2 separate regions of the Homo sapiens genome follow, and region 2 is linked to region 1. Evidence: chromatin contacts called from ENCODE Hi-C or POLR2A ChIA-PET data. All regions are on one chromosome and are shown on one strand. Each heading gives the region's core, a stretch centred on a gene start or an enhancer-like site at or near the end of the contact. The rest is flanking DNA. Distances are from core to core; before and after follow the strand shown.

Region 1 (6,711 bases), core at 4,205-6,704:
TCATAAATGAGTTCACTGTAGGTGTGTGGATTTGTTTCTTGGCTCTCTATTCTGTTCCTCTCATTTGTTGTCTGCTTTTATGCCAGTATCATGCTGTTTTGGTTACAATAGCTCTGTAGTATAATATGAAGTTAGGTAATGTGATTCCACCAATTTTGGTTTTTGCTCAGGATGGCTTTGGCTATTCTGGATCTTTTGTAATTCCATACAAATTTTTGAATGATTTTTTCTATATCCCCGAAGAATGTCATTAGCATTTTGATAGGGAGAGATTACATTGAATCTGTCGATTGTTTTGGGTAGTATGGATATTTAACAATATTAATTCTTTCAGTAAAGTAACATGGAATATCTTTCAACTTTGTGTACTCTTCAATTTCTTACAATGTTTTATAGTTTTCATTTTAGAGATCTTTCACTGTTTTGATTAAATTTATTCCTAGGTATTTTATTTCATTTGTAGCTATTGTAGATGGGATTGTTTTCTTGATAACTTTTTCAGATAGTTTGCTATTGGCATACAGAAATGCTACTGAGTTTTATATATATATTTTGTATTCTGCAACTTTACTGAATTTGTTTATCAGTTCTAATAGTTTTTTTTGGTGGAGTTATATTTGGTGTTTCCAAATGTAAGATCATTATCATTTGCAGACAAAAATGATTTGACTTACTCCTTTCTAATTTGAATGCCATTTTTTTTCTCTTTTTTGATTGCTCTGGCCAGGACTTCCAATTCTATGTTGAAAACAGAGGTAAACGTGAGCCCTCTTCCCTTACTCCAGATCTCAGATGACAGGCTTTCACTTTTTCTCCATTCAGTATAGTAGCTGTGGGTCAGTTATATGTGGCTTTTATTGTGTTAAGGTATATTCCTTCTATATCCAGTTCCAGTTTTTTGAGAATTTTTATCATAAAGGGATGTTGAATTTTGTCACATGCTTTTTTGCCATCAATGGAAATGATCAGATAGTTTTTGTTCATCATTTCATTGAAATTACTTATCACATTGATTGATTTGCATAGGTTGAACCATCCTTGCATTCCTGAGATAAGTCCTTCTTGGTCATGATGAATGATCTACTTAATGTGTTGTTGAATTTAGTTTGCTAGTATTTTGTTGAGGATTTTTGCATCAATATTCATCAGGGATATTGGCCTGTAGTTTCCTTTTTTATTTTTTTATGTGTTCATGTGGTTTTGGTAGCAAGGTAATACTGGCCCCTGGCCTCATTGAATGAGTTTGGAAGTATTCTCTCCTCTAAATTTTTGGAATAGTTTGGGTAGGATTGATAATAGTTCTTTAAATGTTTGGTAAAATTTAGCAGTGAAGCCAGTGGATCCTGGGCTTTTCTTTGCCAGGAGACTTTTTATTATGAATTCAATCTCATTCCTTGTTATTGGCCTGCTCAGACATTGGATTTCTTTATCATTCAAACTTGATAGGTTGTATGTGTCTAAGAATTTGTTCATTTCTTCTAGGATTTCCAATTTATTGGCAGACAGTTACTCATGGGAGTCTCTAATGATCTTTTGAATTTCTGTGGTATCAGTTGTAATTTCTCTTTTTACATCTCTGAGTTCATTTATTTGGGTCTTCTCTGTTTTTCTCTTAGTCTGGCTAGAGGCTTGTTGATTTCATTAATCTTTTAAAAAACCAACTTTTCCTTTTGTTGATCTTTTGTATTGTTTTTTCATTACAATTTTATTTATTTCTGCTCTGATTTTTATTACTTCTTTTCTTCCACAAATTTTGGGTTTGGTTTGCTCTTGTTTTTCTAGTTCTTTACGATGCATCATTAGGTTGTTCATTTTAAGTTTTTTTACTTTTTTGATGTAGCCAAATATTTCTATAAACTTTCCTCTTAATACTGCTTTTGCTATCTTTCATAGGATTTGGTATATTGTTTTCCTTTTTTATTTGTTTCAATAAATTTTTCAATTTTCTTATTAATTTCTTCATTGACCCACTTGTTATTCAGGAGCATATTCTTTAATTTCTATGTGTTTGTACAGTTTCCAAAGTTCCTCTTGTTATTGATTTCTAGGGGACTTATGTCTTATATAATTGTAAATTATGAAAAAATGATAGTGCAAATGATAGAAGTTTCTTATACTGTTTGTTGAAGAATTATGATATTTTTGCCAATGTGGTGTATTAATTCTTATTATGCTGTGATATGTTAAGGATGCATATTGTAATCCTTAGAACAACCAGAAAAATGTACACAAAAGTGTATATATATATATTTAAATAGATAATTAAAATACCAGATCGATAAATCCTTTATTTAATTAATCCAACATAAGGTCAAAGAGATACAAAAAGAAAATAGACAAAACAAACAGAAAACAAATAGAAAAATGCTATGCTTAGCATATAACCATATAATTTACTAAATACTCAACATAAAAGGCAGAGATTAACATACTGGGTAAAATATCAAGATCCATATATAGATATATGCATTTGTATATGGGTCTTGATTTATGAATGCATATATCTATATATCTTCTGTATCTATCTATATCTGTATCTAACCACTATCAAGAGAGAGACAGAGAGAGAGAATTCCTTAGAGAATGTCCTGAAGACTTTCTTCAGTCAAACTGTGTAGTAATTAATTTTAGAACCCAGAATTTGGACAGAAAATTTTCTGGAGATGAAGAAAGTTTCACAAATATTAAAAAAACAATTTAAATGGAAGACAAAATAATATTAAATATTAATGCACCAAACATAAGAGCTTCAAAATACATGATATGATTATGAAAGAAAGGGAAACAGAGACAACTCAACACCACCCTTGTAGCAGATGAGAAGACAACAGGAAAAGATAAAACCACTATCACCAAATTTGACTTAATTTTTATTAATAAATTTCTATACCAAACAACTGAAGAATATACAACTTTTCTTTCATTTTTCAAGGTTTTGGATAACTTTAGATGATAATTAACTTAATGCTCAGATCACACATGTATATATATGTATATTTATACAGACATACATATTCATATATCTGTATATATAACTTTTATCGATATCTCTATTAATATCAAGAGAGAGACACAGAGACAGAGAATTCCCTGGAAAATATCTTAAAAACTTTCTTTGGGCAACTGTTTATTGTGGTAGTTAGTTTTGGAACCTAGTCATAGCTTTTCTTTTCTTCTTAATCAAATAAGAAAAACAAATAAATACAAGTAAATTACATCATTCTCAAATCCTTATTTCAATATGAAACCATGGAAAAGGATGGTAATATTAAAAAAAAAAGCAACTTAATGTCTTGAGCTACCACTGAAGTAATACAAATGTAGTATATATTTTCAGTATTTATTTGATATTATAGAACATCATCAATTATACATTTATCATGAAGTATGCTAGAAGGCTCTATAATGAATGTTACACTAGAATCCTTTGTTTTTATTTATTTGAAGACATATCCAATTGCTTGCTCTAGTTAGTTTGCTATCTTTTGCAGGAGGTGAGTGCCCTCTTCTGGTTCTCTAATAAAACTGATAATAATGGTATCCCCAACGGATTGATTTACCTGTTATTTTCTAACAAATTTTCCTTTGCAGTCAGAAATATTTAATAAAATTATGTCCATTTTGCTGTTTTATCCTTTACCACCAGAATGTGGCAGATAGCCATTACTTCTAAGCAATTTCCACATCTTGTTCTTAGTCTTGATAATCTTTCTCTAAGCCACAGTGTGAAAGTTTGTCTCTTTAATGTTTTTATTGCTTAAAATAGGAAAATATATTTCAAGTATTATATTCTGAGCTAGAATGTAAAATTTTCTAACTATTGTGAAAGAAAAAAGGAAGGATGACGAAGGAGGGAAGATTGCAAAACCTAACAACTTAAGGCGGTTTTAATTATTTGTATGATATATTGGGAAGATATTTACAATATGACTTTTCCCCATATTACACACACACCTATCAGATGCTTGAAAAAAAATAATTGTTTTTCATTATGATTTGTTCATTTATTTTACCCTGTCAGACCATAGTTTCTATTCTTCAGTGTGCTCCCCTCAGTTGGCACTTAATAAAAAACAACCAAACTTACACACACACACAAGCAAAAAGCAAAGAAACAAAAAAATAGCCTGTGAAATAATAATTCTTAAGAAAATAAGGAGGTCTTTCACTTCTCTCATCGTTTTTAGAATAACCATTATTTTTTGCAGTCGATCAACAGTCATGAATAATAGCCAGTTTTTTTGTTGTTTTTTTTTTTGAGACGGAGTCTCCCTTTGTCGCTTGTCGCCCAGGCTGGAGTTCAGGGGCGCGATCTCCGCTCACTGCAAGCTCCGCCTCCCGAGTTCACGCCATTCTCCTGCCTCAGCCTCCCGAGTAGCTGGGACTATAGGAGCCCGCTGCCACGCCCAGCTAATTTTTTTGTATTTTTAGTAGTGACGGGGTTTCACCGTGTTAGCCAGGATAGTCTCGATCTCCTAACCTCGTGATCCGCCCACCTCGGCCTCCCAAAGTGCTGGGATTACAGGCGTGAGCCACTGCGCCCGGCCAATCACGGCTAGTTTTGACGTGATGAGAATATCCTGTCAAAACATTGCCAAGTAGAAGTCAAGAATGACAACTTTAGCAAAATATCTTTTGAACACATGCATTTAACATGGGAGGCACACTTTGTTTTAATGTTTAACTGACAGGATAAGCCAGAATTTCCATGACCTGTTGTTAGAAGCTAGAATTTAGATTATTTAATCAGTGTTACCTTTGTCTGCATAAATAAAATTACCTTTATAATTCAGAATAGAAAATATTGTCAGATTAAGGTGGGGTAGGGTTTCTTGCCCAGGAAAATTGTTACCTATAGCAATCAAAGACATTAGATAGTTATTCATTTCCACTTTTCCCTTTGCTCATATAAATGAAATATTAGTACTAATAGAACTCTTTTTGCAGACAAGAAGGGAGAGAGAATAATTTGGAATAGAAGTTTAGGCACAATGAGATAAAATTCCATTTTTACTGAAAAATAAGAAATTACAACTTCTACATTTTTCCCCACCAATATTCTTAGATGCTTGGGCAGATCTAATCTTGATGAGACCATTAAATATCGATGGAGTCACTCAGATTAAATAATTGAGATAATTATCTTGATAACTCAGACTTAAAAGGAGGGTTTTAAAGAAAACAAAACAGAACTGGGATGACCTAGCCTTAGTTCCAGTACAAACTTAGATCATATATGTGCATTTTCCTTCATTATATTTAGCAGAAAAATATTGCTAAAAGTCACTCCATATGAGATGAGAATTTAATTGGCTCTGTGTTTAATTTAATCAATCATTTAAGACTTAAAAATAGTCCTGAATTGCTGAACCTTTAATGAAAACTTGGCCATGGAAGTTAAAAATAAAAGCAGCAATAGATGGCACTAGAAGATCAAGTCTCAGACGAAAATCCATTAGTCCTATTTCCTCCTCTAATCCCTATAAAACATTTGACAGGAGTATAGCCAGGGAGTTGGAGGACAGGCATAGAGAGACAATCCCTGTTAAAGGGACAGATACTAATTCCTTTGTCTACTTGTCCTGAAAGGCATCCCAGAATGTGTTGGGGGAAAAGAAAACGGCCAATTTACTACAAAGATCCTGCTCAAGGCACAACATTAACTGTCCCATTTAGTTTGAATAAAGAATAGATAAAGGGAGTTCTACCCTGACTTTTATCAGGCATTTCTGCTGTTTTATTTGCTGCTACTGATAATTGAGGTCTTGCTGCTTAGAAAAAGCTCGATAAATTTATTTGCCATTAAAATAATCACTACGTTTCCTTTCCCCATTGGCAATAACCCAAATTATTTATGAAATACAGATTTTTCTGTTTCTTTCTAACAAAGCAGACACAAAGACATTAAAGCATTTTAAAATTTAAGCCTTCAATGGCCTGCATTTCATAGCAACAGACTTATTTTATTTATTTTTTATTGTGTAAATCCTTCAAGGCTGAGTGCTGCCTGCACAACACTCTTCTTGTCTCAGCTTGACTGGCCCCACAGCCATGACTCATCTTTTACAGTTGCAGCTTTTGAAGCACATTCCAGACCTGCTTGTTCCCACAGCTCTCCTAATCCTTTCACATGACCATGAAGACAGCCTTTAAATTCAACGGAAGATGTTTCTGACATTTTTTTCAAGCTATAAAAACTATTTCCAGGTCCAGGTTGGGGAATGATACGTGGATGTTTGGAGAAAATCAGGGGTTATCATTTTTCCTCCCTGCTAGCTACTAAGAAGGGTCTTTAAAAAAAAAAAAAAATCTCAGCATTCTGTAGAAATTTATCCAAACAAGTATTGTCTTTGCAGTGCTGTATTCTCAATAGTAAGAAATTATTTTAAAATCAGCAGTTTCTGAAGACAAATTTTTATTAAATCTGCAATCAGAGAAATTTTAAAAAATGTTTAATGGCTCATAGAAACAGTGTAGAAAATTTCAGCTTCATTTCCTCACTAATAGGATTGATTTTCTTCTCTTATTTTATCATTTTCTCTTTCTTTATTGGTAAATAAAATAGAACTGGCCTACCTAAATATAAAATTTATTCATAGGCGTTATTTTAAATAATTTCAACTATTAGGAATCATCATGGGTCTACTACAGAAATCATATATATAAATTGAAAATATATTTCTTTCTTTTCTTCTTCCCTTCCTCCTCCCT
Region 2 (7,077 bases), core at 4,578-7,077, 1.5 Mb after region 1:
ACTTTGCCAACACCTGCCCTAGAGAGGCAGTATAGATAGAGAAGTGGGCTGAGGATTGAGCCCTGGGCATTTCAAAGGCTAGAGTTCGGAAATATGACAAAGGTTCAGCAAGGGAGAATGTGAAGGAGAAGCATCAAAACTAAGACAAAGTGCATCCCAGAGGAAAGCAGTTTCCTCTGGGAAAGACAAAAAAAGTGTTTCAAAGAGAAAGTGATGAACTGTAAAAAGTACTGCTGATAGGTCATATGAGGACTTCAAACTGACCATTAAGGTCGCAGCATGGAGGTGACAGGTAGCCCTGACAAAAAGCAGTTGGTAGAACAGTAGCGATGAAAGCCTAAGTTAGGTGATCCTTGACTATTTGGTTTATATTAAAAAGACTAGAAAAAATCACTGGGAACTCTGTGTTCCCACAGAGATGAATGGGTAGGAGGCTGGCTGTTATGCTGGGGTCCCCAAATACCAGCATGCAGAGTACTGCTGGGGCACCAACACCATCAGGGGTCCTACTTCCCTCTCAGCTCTTCATTCACTTTTACAGTTGGAACTAACACAACCCTCATGCATTAGACCTGCATGGGAAACATTTGTGTACTATTTGTAGTACAACTTAAACTAATCCCCCTGTGTTAAGTTCTACATCCATCTAACTCTCTATCCTATCTTATATCAACACACCCACAACCTCTCTGAGGTTCTGCAGCAGCTCGGCTTTTCCCTAAACTACGTCCCCTGAACACATATACTTAAGCTGGGACTTCTTCCACACTGCTTCATTAATAACCATATCTCCATTGGTTTTTTAATCTTTTATACATATTTCAAAATCTCAAGCTTTGGTGGCTCCTTATCTGTTGTTTTAGGGTTACCCTTTCTTATCCTCACTTACTATCACTTTAATAGGATATTTATTATAGGGGAAAAGAGATAAATGATTGTAGTCACTGTGTCATTTTTGCCATGGTATTTCACTGTCGTCAAAAATCAGATTGTGTCCTTAGGCATTAATTGCTAACCTCTATCAGGCCCATCAATCTACACGATATTGCCAAACAGTGGTCAAAATTCTCCCTTCAACTGGTCTGAAATCAGATTTTATTCTAGCATTTTCTAAGTTATCTATGTGATTCTTTCTCTCACAAGAGCAAGTTGTATCAGGATGAAAGTTTATTACTTACACTAGAGCAAGTGAGAAAATTGAATGGAATGTGAAAACCATACCTAATTTTATGTATCTATACCAGACAGCTAAATGTATGCCATATACCAACATATGATTACACACGACTACAAAACCACTTATAGAGATTCTTACTGGAAGCTTCAGCAATGACTAAAGCTAACTTTGTTTTATTTTCTGATAAAAAGATTAAGAAATGTAAAGGAGCCTAAAAACTTCAATAAAAATGCTTCCTCTGTTCCATATAGATCACACAATTCCTATTTCACAGCACTGATATAGAAAACGTTTAAGGTTTTAAGGACTGAAAAATCAAATAAAATACTTTTTCTATATTCACACAAAACCCATTGTGTTCCATTATATCAGTTGAAGTTCTATGATATAGGCCAACTTTAAAAAGTTACAGAAACTCATATTTAAGACTCAAACAAATTTTGTGGATTATTCACGGGAAGTTCTCTTTTAAGTCCAAAGATACAGCACTTTCAATGGCAGATTCCTCCTACTACCCAAATGACATAAAGAAAACCTACAGTAATTTCAACACAAGCACATGCTTACTATAAGTGACAAAGCAAATTAATTTTAAAGAACTGCTTGGTTCATTCCCAGACTAAATAAAAGCAACTTGAATTATCCACAGCACTATTTCTCTAAGTAAACCAGTTGCCTATCCCATAATAACAAAATTCCTAATTATGGAAAGCATAGCTTTTCCCTATCCTATGAGAACAGTATGAAATCTAAAATAAAATTTCAAGTTATTAACGAAACAAAACAAACAAAAACACGCAAGATATCAAAGGAATACTGGCATGCAGCATTAGGTCTTTGGCTCAATATAAGTGAGTCTAACTTCATTATGATTTCACAGTTAATTTAAAAGACTGCAAGTACCCATTAAAACTTTAAGACCTAGGAAGCCGGGCACAGTGGTGCATGCCTGTAGTCCCAGCTACCCAGGAGACAGAGGTGAGAGGATCGCTTGAGCTGGGGAAGTCAAGGCTGCTGTGAGTCGTGATTGCACACTGTGCTCCAGCTTGGGCAAAAGTATGAGACCCCATCTCTAAACAAACAAACAAACCAAAAAAATAAAAATAAAATGAATAAACAACAACAACAAAAAACCTTCTGAAACCTATAAATTAACAGGAACACTTCAAAATAATCAATCACATCACCTTATTTTCTCCCTTCACAGAATCTAATAATAAGGATTTTAGTCTAATGTCTTAAAGTCAAAAGGGAAAAATAAATAACATTTATTAAATACCTATCACGTGTGAGACACTGATAATTACACACATAGTCTCATTTAACTGCCACAGCAATTCTATAAAATTACTAGTGCTATCCCCATTTTATTTACGGAGAAACTGAGCTACCGGATGTCATCTGAAGGTAAGGGATGCCTCTGGTTAATTCAGTCGAGTGACTTGTCCAAGACGGTAAAGTCAGGACTACAACTTAAGTGGTTTGACTATTAGTTTAGAACTGTTACAGCACAGTTGCTTCTGGAAGTTGCAGAAATCATAACCCTGATGTCACTAAGATGTTAACAAATGTTCTGAGAAATAAGTACTCTGTGGTTCAGTTTTTGGAGAAGTTACATCCGAATTTTCCAGAACTTAAATAGGCAAATTCTTCTTCAAAAAAGTAATAAAATGGGAAGTGTTCTAATTTATTAAACCATGAAACCCTCTGTTTTAACGAAAACCTAATAATATACCATGGGATGCTTGTGTTCAACTAAGCAGTCTGGAAAATGATCATCTGGTCCAATCTCCTCATTCCATGGTTTTAAAAAATGAGATGCAGGGAGGTGAAGTGACAGCAAGATACTAACAGGGTCAGGGCTGGCACCAAGGAGGCCTGATGATTCCCATCAGGATACCCTTTCCCCTAATCATCCTGTCTCACTCTTTCTACAAAGTTTAACACCAATTTTTTTTTAAGTATTACATCAATCATTTATTCTGATTTTACTGAATGACAGTAAAGAGAAACCATTTACAGACATGAAGCTCGAAAATGTTCTACCTCCCAATGCACTAGTATTTCAGAGACTTGGAATATATTTGGAGATGTGGAAAATGATTACACTTTAGTAACACTGAGTAACAATTTTAGGCCAAGTATACTACACTCATATTTTTTTTGAAGTGAGACATTAGTCCACCCTAGTACTGCATACAGACACACTGAGTAATAAATATCCAATCTGTGATCATCTTTATAAAGGGCAATTTATTCGTTGCTTTCCCCTTACCCCATTCGCCCTAGAGTGGCTTCGTTTCACTTTGCCCTACCCCTTCTAGCAGGTAGTAAACAGTCCTGGCCAGTGATGCCATCTGGCGGTTAGTTCAGAAATTGTTTAACCAACACACCTTCCAATCAGGATCTTACCATCGGGACCCTCTCCAAAACCACACTCCCCTTTCTTCCAGTTTTTGCCCATTTACCTTAGTAAAATCGGGTTTTCTTCTTTCCTGCCCTGTTTATCCAACTGAATGAAAAACGTATTTTATTTGTGGCACTCTAGTTACAGAAAAATCATGAGTCCTAAGTACATTTGCAGCTAAAGAAACAAACCAACAATAAGAGGCCAACATACTCCCAAAAATGCCCCCATTCGACATCCTGTCTTAACAGAGACTGTTAGAATCTCCGTTATTCATCCAATGCCTTCAGGGAATACCAGTGCTGAGAAGGACCTTGAGGATCATCGTTTCAAGGTCAAAAGCTTCATTTTACAGCTGAAGAAACTGGCTCTGTGAGAAAGAACTGAAGTAACCACCCACCCAACAGCACACAGCGAGTTAACGGCAGAGCCAAGATTATGGCCTAGGACTCCCCATTCCAAATCCGGTACTGGGTCAACTACTCTGTGCGCTCCTGGCTTCTCAAGCCTGTTTTTGCTCAACCAGTGTATTTACTTTTTCCATAATTATAGTAATATTGTGAATCTCTGTACTATGCCTAACAGTGTCTAGCACACTTCATAAATATTTATTATTTGGGTATCTATTAATTACCGTACTTATTGCAAATCTAGAATACTTGCAGTAGACAGGCCTTTTTTCAATCTGCTTAAAAAGCGAACTGCCACTTCATAATTTTTTCTGACTATTCCCATTAATCATCACATGGTAACCTTTTAGAACATAATCCATTCAGAAATTTGAGACTTCCTGTTCACCTGATCAGTCTTAACCAAAGATAGAAGAAAATATGTGGCATAGGGTGAAAACTGCAACCAATTTTGAAGAAAATAGAAATTCTAGTACTAGTTGCATTATAATCACACGACTTTAGGCAAACTCTTCTTTCCCACAAAATAATCCTCGACCCTAAACTCATGTAGCATAACTGCAAATCTCTCATAAATTACAAATATCTATAATGATTATCGGTATTAACAATAGTAATTTATATTTTAGGCCCTGTGACTAATCAGTTTACATATATAATGTCATGTAATACTTGCAGCCCTATTTTACGGATGAGAAAAAACAAGGCTTAGCAACTTAAACTCGTCCGGGGTCACAGAGTTAAGACGTGAAGAACTCGAGGGCCTGCTTAGAACTGAAAGCCTCCAGAGCCAGTGCTCCGAAAAGGGGAGCGATAATGCAAGGCCCACTTTGATACTACCACTCCAAGGCTCTGCAGTCAGTGGGGAGTGAAGGCAAGCGACCGACATCGCTATTTTCTGTTACGGTTAACGTACACAGTGAAACAATGGGGTACACGGAACAATGAGTCACGAAGACCTGGGTCCTTTCTCTGAGCTCGGCAACTCAGGGACCCCCCCGAAGTCGCTTAGCCTTCTGGGCTTGTTCAGCTTGGGGAGGAAAAGGGGCTGCTCCGGAACCAACGAGGCTTTGGATGGTGGATCACACTCAGGGTGTAAACTTGTGCGTACCAAGTCAAGCTTCTGGGGAAAGAACCTTCATCAGAGTCCCTCCAAAAAAAGAAGACGCGCTGGATTAGGCATCCGCAAAGTTCCGCCTGCCTCTCCGACGTCAGGGAGCTCCCGCAGTAGGAGGTTTCTTACGCCTCTAGGAAGGCCGGCGTGTGGGCGGGCTCTGCCTTCCCTTCCTCACTGAGTTGTGTGAACCGGGAACGGCGGCCGGGCCGGCTAATGGCTGCAGGCCGCCGCGGGGTGGCCGCTTGCACTCTGCCTACCCCTCGGGGAGGGCGGCTGGCAGGGCACAGGGCGCTATCTACCCCCCAGCCGGCAGCCCTGCGCCTCTGCTCTCCGCTTTGGGGTCTTGATCCGCCGCCTCCTCGCTGGCAGTTCTCGTGACTCGGTGCGCGCTCCCGCGGGAAGTAAGGTGGCCTGGACCGCGCGGCTACCGCTGAGGGCCCCAAAAAGAGAGAAGGGAGACCGCGCGGGGCGTCCCAAGTGTCCCCCATTCCATCCCCCACCCAGGTTTCTCCGGTGCGCCGCTCGGCGAACCTCCGGGAGCTACTTACTAAAGAAGAGGCGGTAATTCTGCGAGCAGGGCTGGCCGCGCTCCTCAGTGTGGTACAGGGCCATAGCACGGCGCGACCCGGTCCCTGCACTGGTCCCCAACCGCAGGCACGCAGCGGCTGGGGCACCCGTGCGCAGCAGCCGCAGCAGCGCGCTCATGGCGTCAATGACGGTCCTGCTGTGCGCGCGGAGCTACCTGGGGGCTCGGCCGGGCCGCACGCCGGTGCCCCCTACCGTCCGGAGTCATCCCTCCCGCCCCGGCGCTCGGGCTGCGATCCTGGTCCCTGCCAGTGGAATCTGGAACACCAGCCAGTTGTGCGCACTATGCCCTCAGCGAGGCCGCAGCTCAAAGACGAGTGAGACAAGACCCACCACCCCTGAAGAGCTCACTGCCACTCGTTAATTCATACATTTATTCATGCCTTCATTTATCCCGTCAAGAATTACTATCATGATTTTTTAGTATAGTGATGTAATATTGAGTGATTACTCTGTGCCAGGAACTGCTCTAGACCCTGTCCAATATAGGAGATGAGCGCACATGCACGCAAAGACATCACTATAAGACAAAATGATCAGGCCACCACGTGAAAACGGGACGTTGACACCGACTTACAGAGCAAAAAACCCTAAGTAGCTTACTCAAATGCCATCTTCTCCATAAGGCCATTTCCTAACCCAGTAGAGATTATTTATTCTTTCTTTTATTTTATTATTTTTTGTTGTTGTTTTGTTTTTGAGACGGAGTCTCACACTGTTGCCTGGGCTGGAATGCAATGGTACAATCTCGGCTCACTGCAACCTCCGCCTCCTGGGTTCAAGCTATTCTCCTGCCTTAGCCTCCTGAGTAACTGGGATTACAGGCATGCGTCACGACGCCTAGCTAATTTTTGTATTTTTAGTAGAGACAGTTTCCCCATGTTGGTCAGACTGGTCTCGAACTCCCGACCTCCATTGATCCGCCTGCGTTGGCCTCCCAAAGTCCTGGGATTACAGGCGTGAGCCACCGCGCATCGGCCAGGCGGGGTGGCACACACGCCTGTAGTTCCAGCTACTTGGGAGGCTGAGATAGGAGGATGGTTTGGGCCAGTATCCAGGAGAATGGATATTGTAGAACAACCAGTAGTCTGCCACGTGTCATTTTATTTTTTTCTAGTCCATCTTCTTTGGGACTATCATCATCTAGGCTACTTTCCTACTGGGCACCCAGGTTCTTTCAGCATCTCCAATTATCGTGTGATCATTAAAATTGAGATACTGGTCTACCCAAGTTCCAGAAAGGATTCCTAGGAGATATTGTGACTAGCTACTTAGAGACACTCTACTAAGATTATAGATCCTAAAATGTTTTTGTCAACAGTGGTACCTTTGTAATGTGTCAACTTGAATAGGCATAACTATAAGGCAAATGCTCCCATAA

What was found. A loop is a pair of places that touch in the nucleus more often than their neighbours do. ChIA-PET counts read pairs that join two places held with the same protein, here RNA polymerase II (POLR2A). Pooled maps may share reads with other maps.
Region 2: a loop to region 1 is called in a map of mammary epithelial cell, with 17 times the contacts of the local background. The contact joins the promoter of PPA2 here to the enhancer-like site in region 1. A Hi-C loop is called at or near these places in 10 of 168 maps with a recorded cell type or tissue (A673, Calu3, HCT116 and 7 more), 2 of 37 single-sample maps with no recorded cell type and 10 of 50 pooled maps. POLR2A ChIA-PET finds 5 or more read pairs at or near these places in 2 of 52 experiments (MCF 10A and PC-9).

The regions. Positions count from the first base shown.
Region 1 is chr4:103,990,762-103,997,472 of GRCh38, forward strand. All of the region lies in intron 3 of LINC02503 (long intergenic non-protein coding RNA 2503), which reads left to right. Among named protein-coding and RNA genes, the nearest start is that of LINC02503, 33 kb to the left of the region's middle. Within about 2 kb of position 5,455, at least 5 of the 41 ENCODE cell types and tissues checked have a DNase peak (open chromatin) inside an H3K27ac peak, as active enhancers do; they include A673, HCT116, dorsolateral prefrontal cortex and 1 more, where a contact is called at or near this core.
Region 2 is chr4:105,468,235-105,475,311 of GRCh38, forward strand. PPA2 (inorganic pyrophosphatase 2) reads right to left here and starts at 5,828. Exons shown (of 12, transcript NM_176869.3): 1 at 5,660-5,828. The coding sequence starts at 5,816. RefSeq lists enhancers at 5,009-5,178, 5,469-5,588 and a silencer at 5,809-6,018.